Regions from separate parts of the Mus musculus genome. Here region 2 is linked to region 1. Evidence: chromatin loops called from intact Hi-C (ENCODE). Cell type or tissue: gastrocnemius. All regions are shown on one strand. Links, peaks and the distances in the headings refer to the core of each region. The heading gives the core; the rest is flanking DNA.

Region 1 (4,782 bases), core at 688-3,187:
TCAGAGTTTCTTAGCATTCCTTATTTTTCATAAACTTGGCTGTTTTGGTGTGTACAAAGAGACATGTTGCATAGAATATTTCTCAGTTTGGGTTTATATGATGTTTTTCTCATGATCTGACCTGTGCTATACATTTTTTTTGAAGGGAATATTAGCCATTGCTGTCTGCATGTTGATGTTTGAGCCGGTGAACTGACTGGCGGTTTTTGTTAACTGATTATCTTTCTATAGACTTCCCTGGAATTTTTAAAATGCTAATATCTACACTAATTATTTTGTTTTATTTTGTTTTAATCTTTTGTTAACAATTGTATCTCTGTGGTGAGACGAAATAAGTCTGATCCTAAACCTAAGAGAAAGGACAGTCATATTTGCCATCGAGTATAAATGTCTGCTGTGGACATTTTGGCAGAGCCTCTTTATTGGAGGTTATAAAAATCCTAGCTTTAAAAAAATGTTACCATTCATGAATTTAATTTTATGGCTTTTCTGTATTTGTTGAGATTTGATGATGTCCTATCTACTAAGGATGTGAATCACAGCAGTTTCTGAGATTAAAATGTGTTTACATTCCTAAGCCCTACTTAACCGTGCTTATGAGGTTCTGGTTTATCCACATGTGCAGCTGGATCCCATTTTTTGTGTCTCACTTCACACTTTTATTATTATTATATTGTCCTTGTCTGGCTTGGGTATCAAAGTTATACAAGCCTTATAAAATACTTTACAGTTTATAATCTTTTCTTTCCAATGGGAATTATATTTTTTATTGATACAGTTCTTGGGTTTTTTGCTGTTTTGGTTTTTTTTTTTTTCCCCCAGCTTTGCCAAAGACTTGATGTCTTTGTTTTTTTTGTAAAAGTGGCTTTTGATTCTACCGACCACATTCTTTCTTCTTTGTCATTTAATTTACTTTTGATTTCTTTCCTAGTTATTTGAGCTCCTTTTTCTAGCTTCTTGAGTTGCATATTTATCTCATTTATTTTTATTTTCTCTTAATTTTTAACATATGAATCCAAGGCTATAAATTCTCCTCCAAGTGCCACTTGAACCAGATCCCACATACCTCATCGTGGTTCAGATCTGCACTTTGTTTCCATTAATGGAGTAAAGGAATGTGTTTACGATTTTGAATTCTACGTTTAAAAAAAAAAGAAAGAAAAGAACTGTCTTTTGAATGTAGATTTTGAAAATCTACTGCATTGCAGTCAAATACAACTAGTCTATGCGATTTGCCATTTCCGTAAGGCGTCCTTTCTCTTAGGGTTTGATTGATTTTGAATTGTTCAAGGTGTTAGATAAGAAACAGTATTCTCTAATTGCTAGAAATTAATTTGCATTTATATTCACAAGACCAAACTTGCTAATTATGTTTATATTTCCACTGTTGTAATTTTTTGCCTGCTTCATCCATTCACTCTAAATAGTTCCAATTAGTACAAACTAATATGCTTCTGCTTTTTATCCATTGCTTCCTGTAATCTTTGCTTTAAGTATTTCAAAGTCACATTGTTAGGTGTGAACAAGTCCAGAGCCCTTTTGTTAAATGACACCAGGGAGCAGATCCTTTTACACTAGTAATTATTGACATATTTATCTAATATGCCTCTTCTTTTTCATTTTCTCCTTCCCAGCTTTTTGCTGGGTTGGCTGAATTTACCTTATTGTTTTTTATTTCCTTCTGTTTGTTTGTTCTATTCTTTTATTTATTTTCTATTAATTCTTTAAATTCTTAATTTATATATAAAAAAGACATTAAAAAATACTAAATGTATTAAAGCAAAGATTATGGCATACCTTAACAATGCATTGAATTTCTCATCTCTATCATCATTTTGTTATACCTTTTATGTTTTTGGTTTTTTTCCAGTTAGGTTTGGCTTTTTGTTTGTTTTGAGACAAGGTCTCTCTGTGTAGCCCTGGCTGTCTTATAACTTGCTATGTAGACCAAGCTAACCTTAAACTCACAGACTTCAATCTGCCCCTCTCTGCCTCCTGAGCACTAGGATTAAAACGCATGCACCACAGCACCCAGCTAGCTATACCCTTTAACCTCCAACCACCCCAAAATCCATAGTAGAAAATATTAATCATATGGTCTGATGGATTGCCAAGGCATTCATTCTTAAGTGACCCCCCTCCTTTCTTCCAGGTTCACCCTACTCCCCATTTCAACACCTTTAAAAGATATTTTAAAGTATTTTGAGTATCTGCAGAGCCAGGTAAGGGGTTTAAGGATGCTGCGTATAAGTTTTCTCTTTGTCCTGACAATATTACTCCTTTGCCATCTAATACTGGAGATGAGACCTTCCTGTCAGGCACAATGCCTCTTTCTAAGACTGCTGTTTTTTTGCCACAGCCTTTCATATAGGAATATGGTTGGGATATCAGTGACCAGTTGGGATGTGATATCTCTCTTCTATTCGGCAGAATTCTTAGCCAGCCCTCTATTTTCACCTCATTTCTATTTTTCTCCACCTCTTAGAGCATGATAATAGTTTCCCCTTTTGTTTATGAAAGCAGTTTGTTGCTTTTTACAGTTCTACTTTTTAGATTTTTTTAAATGCGTATGGGTGTTTTGCCTATCTATGCATATTTGCCTCATATGTATGAGGTATCTTAGAGAGCCTGAAACAGGGTGTTATACTCCCCCCTGGAACTGGAGTTCTGGGATCTAAACCTATGTCCTCTGCAAGAGCAACAAGCACCATTAACTTCTGGTCCATCTCTCTAGGGTCTGCTTTTAAGATTCTTGAAAGATACAGTATCCATAAAATGTTTATATATATATTATATATATATACACATATATATGTATATATACACACACATGCATACACACACACATATATTATAATATATATAAAACATTCTAGTAGAAACTTTAAAATTGAAAAAAAAATTATCCATTGTCATTAAATATCTCTATCATTAACATATTTTAAATACTATTGTAAAATTACCTCTCTCATCCCAAATTTATACTAAAGTAGACTTTTGCTCAGAGTATCAATCAACAGATTCACAGGACCACATCAATCAAAATTATTTCTGTTTAGGATGTAGAGATAGCTAAGTCAGCAGAGCACTTGTGCTGTAAGTGTGAAGACCTGAGTTCGACCCCCTGCACCAACATAATAAAGAGATGGTCGCAGGACATATTTGTAATCCTAGTGCTGGAGAGAGAGACAGAACCATCCCTGGGGCTTACTGGCCAGCAAGTTTAGCCTAATTGGTGAGCTTTGAGTTCAATGAGAGACCTTGGCTCAAAATATAAAATATAGAGATTGAAGAAGACAAGGGACAATGACTCCTAGTATTTGCCTGCATACACACGTACACATGAGCACACACAGTATTGTCTTTGTTGCTTATAACAGTTGTTGCTTCCAAGCGTACAGTGCCATTTTCCTGAGGCTATATGACCTGTGATACCATAACAGGCTGAAGGCTCAAGCAAATGAAAATTCCAGCTGTTCCCTATCAAGTCTGACACCGAAGACATTTGCCGAGATGTAAAACGATGCTACCAGGTAATCTGTCTCAAAAAGTCAGTTTTCTTTTTTAACTTAAAGTGTTTTCTTAGCTTGTGGTGGCTTTATTACTACTATTTTAAATTAGTAAACGTACACTTAAAATTGTTTGATTTCTTGCCTTTTAAGGTAGGTAAGAACCAATGGATCACAATAGCTTATATTTATGCCATGCCAATGGTTATGCTTCGGTATACACTTATCAACCTCCATATTGCCTTTTATAATGGGTATATTTATTTACATTATCTAACAAGACTTCTCTTCTCTCCACACCCATGACCATATATTGGTTTTATAACAGTCATTCTAGAAGGTACGAGGTGACATCTCATCCTGGTTTTAGCTTGCCTTTTTGCCGTGATTATTAACGCTAGCGTGCTTTAATGTACCTGATGGCATCTTCTGATAAATGTCTGTTGGAGTCCTTTGTCGTCATTGTCATTTTAAAATTCCTTGGGCGGGGAAGAGGGATGGAATATTACTCAACTGGGAAGAAACAGAAGTCACAAGTCTTGCAGAAAAATGGGTGGAATTGGAAAATAGGAAAGAAATGACTCAAACTCTGGGAAAAAGAAAGCACAGTACCTTGGTCTCCATATGTAGATCCCAGCCTATGATGTATACATGTGTATGTATATATGTGTTTGTAATGTTTATATACATATGTATATATTATATATATTAGTAAATTGATATATACACAGAGAGATATAAGTGTGAATATAGTGTAATATTTAAAAAGGAGACCAAGTAAAGGTTATAGGTGATAAGGAGGGGCAGAAGGCAGGTAAAGGACACATAATTTATAAAGATAAGTGCTTTTCTAGTTTCTAATCTGTTGTAGTTTTCTTTGTGTGTGTGAATATGTGTGTGTGCACGTGCGCATGTGTGTGTGTGTGTCGTAGCTAAGTACATAAATGCGTAAGTGACGGTGACAAACATAAAACCAAAGCAAAGTTTCAGGGCCTCGTCTCAACCTTTGTAACTAACTGTACAGCAGCTCACTGGCATGGATGACGTTTGGGACTTGGCTCATGTCTGAGTGTCCTTAAACAAGCTGTGTGCCGTCTTTGTCAGACAGCTAATTAGAAGAAGGTTATTTTATTTTTAAAAAATAATTTTTATTGTTGCTATTGAGTTACTTATGTATTTAGGATACTAGCTCCTTGCTAGGTATATGGCTTATGTGGATTTTCTCTCATTTTATACATGGTCTTTGCACCGTACAATTCCTCTATTGTGGGGA
Region 2 (4,782 bases), core at 738-3,237, 90 kb after region 1:
TCAGTCCCAGGCAAGTCAGGATGGTGGTCCACCCAGCATCAGTCCCAGGCAAGCCAGGATGGTGAGTCCATTCTGCCTCAGTCCCAGGCAAGCCAGGATGGTGGTCTACCCCACCTCAGTCCCAGGCAAGCCAGGATGGTGGTCTACCCCGCCTCAGTCCCAGGCAAGTCAGGATGGTGGTCCACCCAGCATCAGTCCCAGGCAAGCCAGGATGGTGAGTCCATTCTGCCTCAGTCCCAGGCAAGCCAGGATGGTGGTCTACCCTGCCTCAGTCCCAGGCAAGTCAGGATGGTGAGTCCATTCTGCCTCAGTCCCAGGCAAGCCAGGATGGTGGTCTACCCTGCTTTAGTCCCAGGCAAGCCAAGTGGTGGGCCACTCTGCTGGGTGGTACTGAGGGCCTGCCCTACTCTTTAGCAGAGATTCCTGAAGGAAACTGACCTACTCTAGACAGGAGCTCAGAGCACAGTGACTGTTTACCACTCTGTTCTCAGCGTTGCTCTACTTGGCTGAACTTTCCTCCTGATGGACATCGCATTGGCTCTTTCGTGTGTAGGGACACACTCGGATTCTCTCCAGCTGGACCATTTCTGGCTATTTCCAGACATGTTGCCACACAAGCTCTGTGTCGGGTCAGGGCTTGATGAGTGTACTTGTGTGAACTTGTTTACTGTCTCAGCACTGCTTGAGGCAGAACCTCTGGAAGCTTCCTGTCTCTGCTCCTGAAAAATCACTGCCTATTAGGCATCTGAAATCATTTTTATTAGATACGTTTTCAATTTATTTATTTATTTACGCATATCTGTGAATGTACGCATGTGTGTGGTCTCAGCATGCTGTGTAAATGCCAGCGAACAATTTGCAAGAGTCAGTTTCCTTCTTCCATTAACCCGGTCAGAGGATCAGGCCATCAGACTGGGTGACAAACAAGTACCTTAATCCATTGAGCCATCTCACTGGCTTTTCTATTTCTGTCAGGCCCTGGGCCCTTCTGTAGCCACCACAGCCTAGCCTTGTCTCTTCACCTCCCAAGGAAGTAGAATGAGAATTTCTGTAATCGGGCAGTATGGGGCTGGGTGTGGTGACCCAGGCTTGGAATCCTAGCACCCAAGAGACTGAGTAGAAGGATTGCCAATAGTTTGAGCCAGTCTTGGCATGTGAAGAGTTCTAAACCAGCCAGTGCTACAAAGTGAGACCTTGTTTCAAACACAGGCTTGTGTGAACACACACACACACACACACACAGACACATACACATACATAATCAAAACTCAAACTGAAAGGGGAAAGAATATGGGAAAAATATATTGTATGAAAAGAAAAATTTTTAAATAAAAACAAAAAGTACAAAAATAATGGAAGCATGCCTATAATCTGAGCATCGGAGAGCTGAGGGCTGACCTCAGGTACACAGCGGTTTTAAGCCCACTCTGGTCAACGTAAGACTCTATTTTAGAAAACCAGAATTGAAAACTAGAAATCTCTATGGTGTAAAGCACCTTCCTAAAATCATGATAGAAAGCAGACAATATTCTGTTTATACTTAAGACATGGACACTCACACACGCATGCAGACGCACACTCACACAGAATGAAAAACGGGAAAAGAGCCAGAGAGGTGCCTCAGAGCACCAAGCCCGATGAACTAAATTTGATCCTTCAGACCCACATGGTGGAAGGAGAGACTAAATTTCCCAAAGTTTTCATTTGACCTCCATGTATGGGTGTGGACACACACACAGAAATATAAGCAGAGGGTGTCACTAGCATCTAAGGAGTATAAAAAGGATGCTGATAAACATCTTAGATTATACAGCACAGCCCTCCCCAGTGGTAAAGAACCACTTGTCTAGACCAATTGCCAATGCTGTCAAAACTGAGTCACCTGACTGATAGTGTAGCAATTCTATTCCTAGATGTGCATGCCCTGGGGGACCCCCTTGTTTCTATTGACAACTCATGAGTAACAATGCTCATAACAATACGTATACATTCAAGACCTGTGGGTTAAATATCCCCCATGTGTTTGGCACTGTCAATGTTCCTTATACCCAAAGGGATGGACGGCAGTTACTATCTATTGACAAAACAATGGATAAATCTTGGTGTTGATGGGACTACATATACAAGTAAGCCCATCATAAGTCAAAGAAACAAGGGCTACAGCTAACTCACTGGATACATCACTTAGCAACACACCATGCTGTGCAATACCAACTGCTTTCTGTAATGACTGAGGAGCTGCGGGTTGATCTCCTACCCAGCAACACAGGAGAATATGGTTGGGCATATTGCTAGCTGTTGGGAGATTTCTTTCCCTGGGGAGATACGAGCTCCATCTACTCCCTCCTGGTGAGGCCACATGTCAAGCCAAACTAAGATTCCACCAAAGTTCCTCAGGCTCACCTACAGAATGTGGGCAACCCCAAAGCAGCCACACTGGAAAGCTCCCACTCAGCCGATCAGATGATTTCCCTGTAACCACATACATAGACACCCTACCTAACTAATTTTCCCCAAGGTATATATACTCAATGAGGCTACATGTAGTTAGGGCAGAACTGCACACTAAAATCTGGCAGGAGTGGCTGGAGTGTCCTGGGAGGATCCAATGACTCTCTCAGCATCATCTTTCTCTAAGGAAAGGAGACAACAGTTCACAGGCCTATTTGTGACATCTGTTGCTGATAGAAACAGTTGATCTGACAAAGATGGCAGCTATTTTGCTCAGAGGGTAGAACCTAGGAAAGATAAAAATTAAAAGCTTGAAGCACAATTTCTACTCTGATTCCATTTTGTACCTTTGCAAAGTTGTTTTGTTTTAAATAATGTAAATAGGCTATTTATTATAAGTTGAGAGCCATGTATATATTTACAGTTGACCACAATATTGCAGACTAAAGACCAAGAATTGTAGGTGTCCATAGAAATAGTTCTCAGGCCATCAACAGACAGACTAGGGACAGACTCTGGCAGCCAACTTCTTGCTCAGCTCTTGGCACCTTTGGGTGGAATTGTCTTATTCCTTTAAGTGTGTCCATCTTTGTATTGTTGCTTTGATTTTCTGTAACAAAGCAAGCCACAAAAAAGCCTGGATTGATGCAGCTGTACCTGGGTCAAATGGTGATGCATGCTAGGTGTGGTTGCCCATGCTTGTCATCATAGCCTTCTTTGGGCTGAGGCAGGAAGATTGTGAGTTCAAGGTCAGCTTTGGATATACAGTGAGACCCTATCTAAAAGTAAAGGAGAGGTTGACAACATTTACCCATCCTGTAAAGGGGAGAAACATCTCACAGGACTCCATCTGTCGACTGGAGCTATTTCTTTGTTTATTAGTTTGTTTGTAATAATGTCTAACATAGCCCAGACTAGCCTTGAACTTCTATGTAACTGATAATGACCTTAAATTCCTATTCTCCTGCCTCCACGCCCCGTGTGATAAGATTGCACATGTGCGTAATCACATTCAGTTTATGTGATACTGTGGGATCAAACCTAGGGCCTCCTGCATGCTAGGCAAGCATTCTACCAGCTCTCTGCATCCCCACTCCTTCTTTCAACAAATCTTTATTATGCATCAAAAGTATATTTTCCTGGCATTTGAAAGACCACATTTTCCAAGCCCTCCATTCCCTCCCCTGCACCTCCTAACATCCAAAATCTCTCCAATATATCAGAGCCTGGAAAATTCTAGTCCAGAGGCTTCCTCTGTCGTCCCTCCCTTTCCCCTGGACCAGCTTCTGTCTCCATAGCAACAGCCTGAGCCTTTTCAGCTCCCTGGACCAGGTAATTGTTCTGAGAGAGAGAGAGAAAGAAAATCAGAGCAGCTACGTGGGTGTAGAGAAGGTTCCAACCTGCAACTAAAGCCCAGGCCTGTGTGAAATGTCTTAAGACTCTTCATGGACATCTTTGAATGACAGCTTTGCAAGAGATCCCCCATAGATCCTCCCTAGGACTAACTGAGTCTAACTAGATCCCACAAGAATACATGCAGCTCCTATGTGTGACATCAACTGCTCCCCATCTTCCTTACCCAGAGAGCAGGCATTTAATGCTCAACTGGGAAGACGTGTTGCTTCAGCCTTCATCATGTGCACTTAGACATATTTCAATACTCTTGGACAGTCTGTGCCCCTGTCTCCCCAGTGATGCCCCTCATCCATGCTGGGAATTCATGTTGTATTTCCAAACCCATCTCCTTGTTGGGCTCTGTCTCTCTGCATGCCAAGCCTTTGAGTTTTCCTCACACAGGATCCAGACAGGGCATATGTAAAGAAATACTTATAAGAATCTCCACAGATTCCCATTTCTTTTTCCAGATAGCTTCCTGTTTTGTTTTGTTTTTGTTTTGAGGTAAGGTCTCATGTAGTCCAGGCTGAACTCAAACTTGTAAGTGGCAGAGGCTAAACTTGAACTTCCTCATTTGCCTGCTTATACCTCCTGAGCACTGAGATTACCCATATGTGCCACCATGTCTAGTTTCCATGGTGCTGGGGCTTGAACCCAAAGCTGTATGTATGCTGACAAGCACTCCACCAACTGAGCTACATCTTCAGCCCTTGAAACGTAACAGTTTTTCTTTTTCAATTTTACTCTTAACTGTGTGTATGTGTAGGTCTGTGTGCACGAGTATGTGTGTGCGTAAGTGTTCATGGCTTCGGAGTTCAGAGACATTGGATCCCCTAGGAGCTGCAGATATATGGTTATGAGCTGCCTGAGAGTCAAATGTAGGTCCTCTGCAACAGTAGTATGCACTTAAAAGATATTTATTTTTATTTTATGTGT

The links. Peaks named below come from ENCODE experiments on the same cell type or tissue, not always from the same donor. Only the 100,000 strongest peaks of a DNase experiment are listed, where the experiment ranks them.
Region 2: a loop joins it to region 1, with 2.4 times the contacts of the local background. A loop is called at or near these places in 3 of 42 quality-filtered maps.

Annotation. Positions count from the first base shown.
Region 1 is chr7:6,735,413-6,740,194 of GRCm38, forward strand. It overlaps Usp29 (ubiquitin specific peptidase 29), which reads left to right. Exons shown (of 8, transcript NM_001360502.1): 2 at 3,395-3,533. Among named protein-coding and RNA genes, the nearest start is that of Usp29, 7.2 kb to the left of the region's middle. In gastrocnemius, for the core only: no CTCF peak of the experiment used is centred there; no DNase peak of the experiment used is centred there.
Region 2 is chr7:6,825,591-6,830,372 of GRCm38, forward strand. All of the region lies in intron 2 of Usp29 (ubiquitin specific peptidase 29), which reads left to right. Among named protein-coding and RNA genes, the nearest start is that of Mir3099, 24 kb to the left of the region's middle. In gastrocnemius, for the core only: no CTCF peak of the experiment used is centred there; no DNase peak of the experiment used is centred there; H3K27ac peaks cover 796 bases.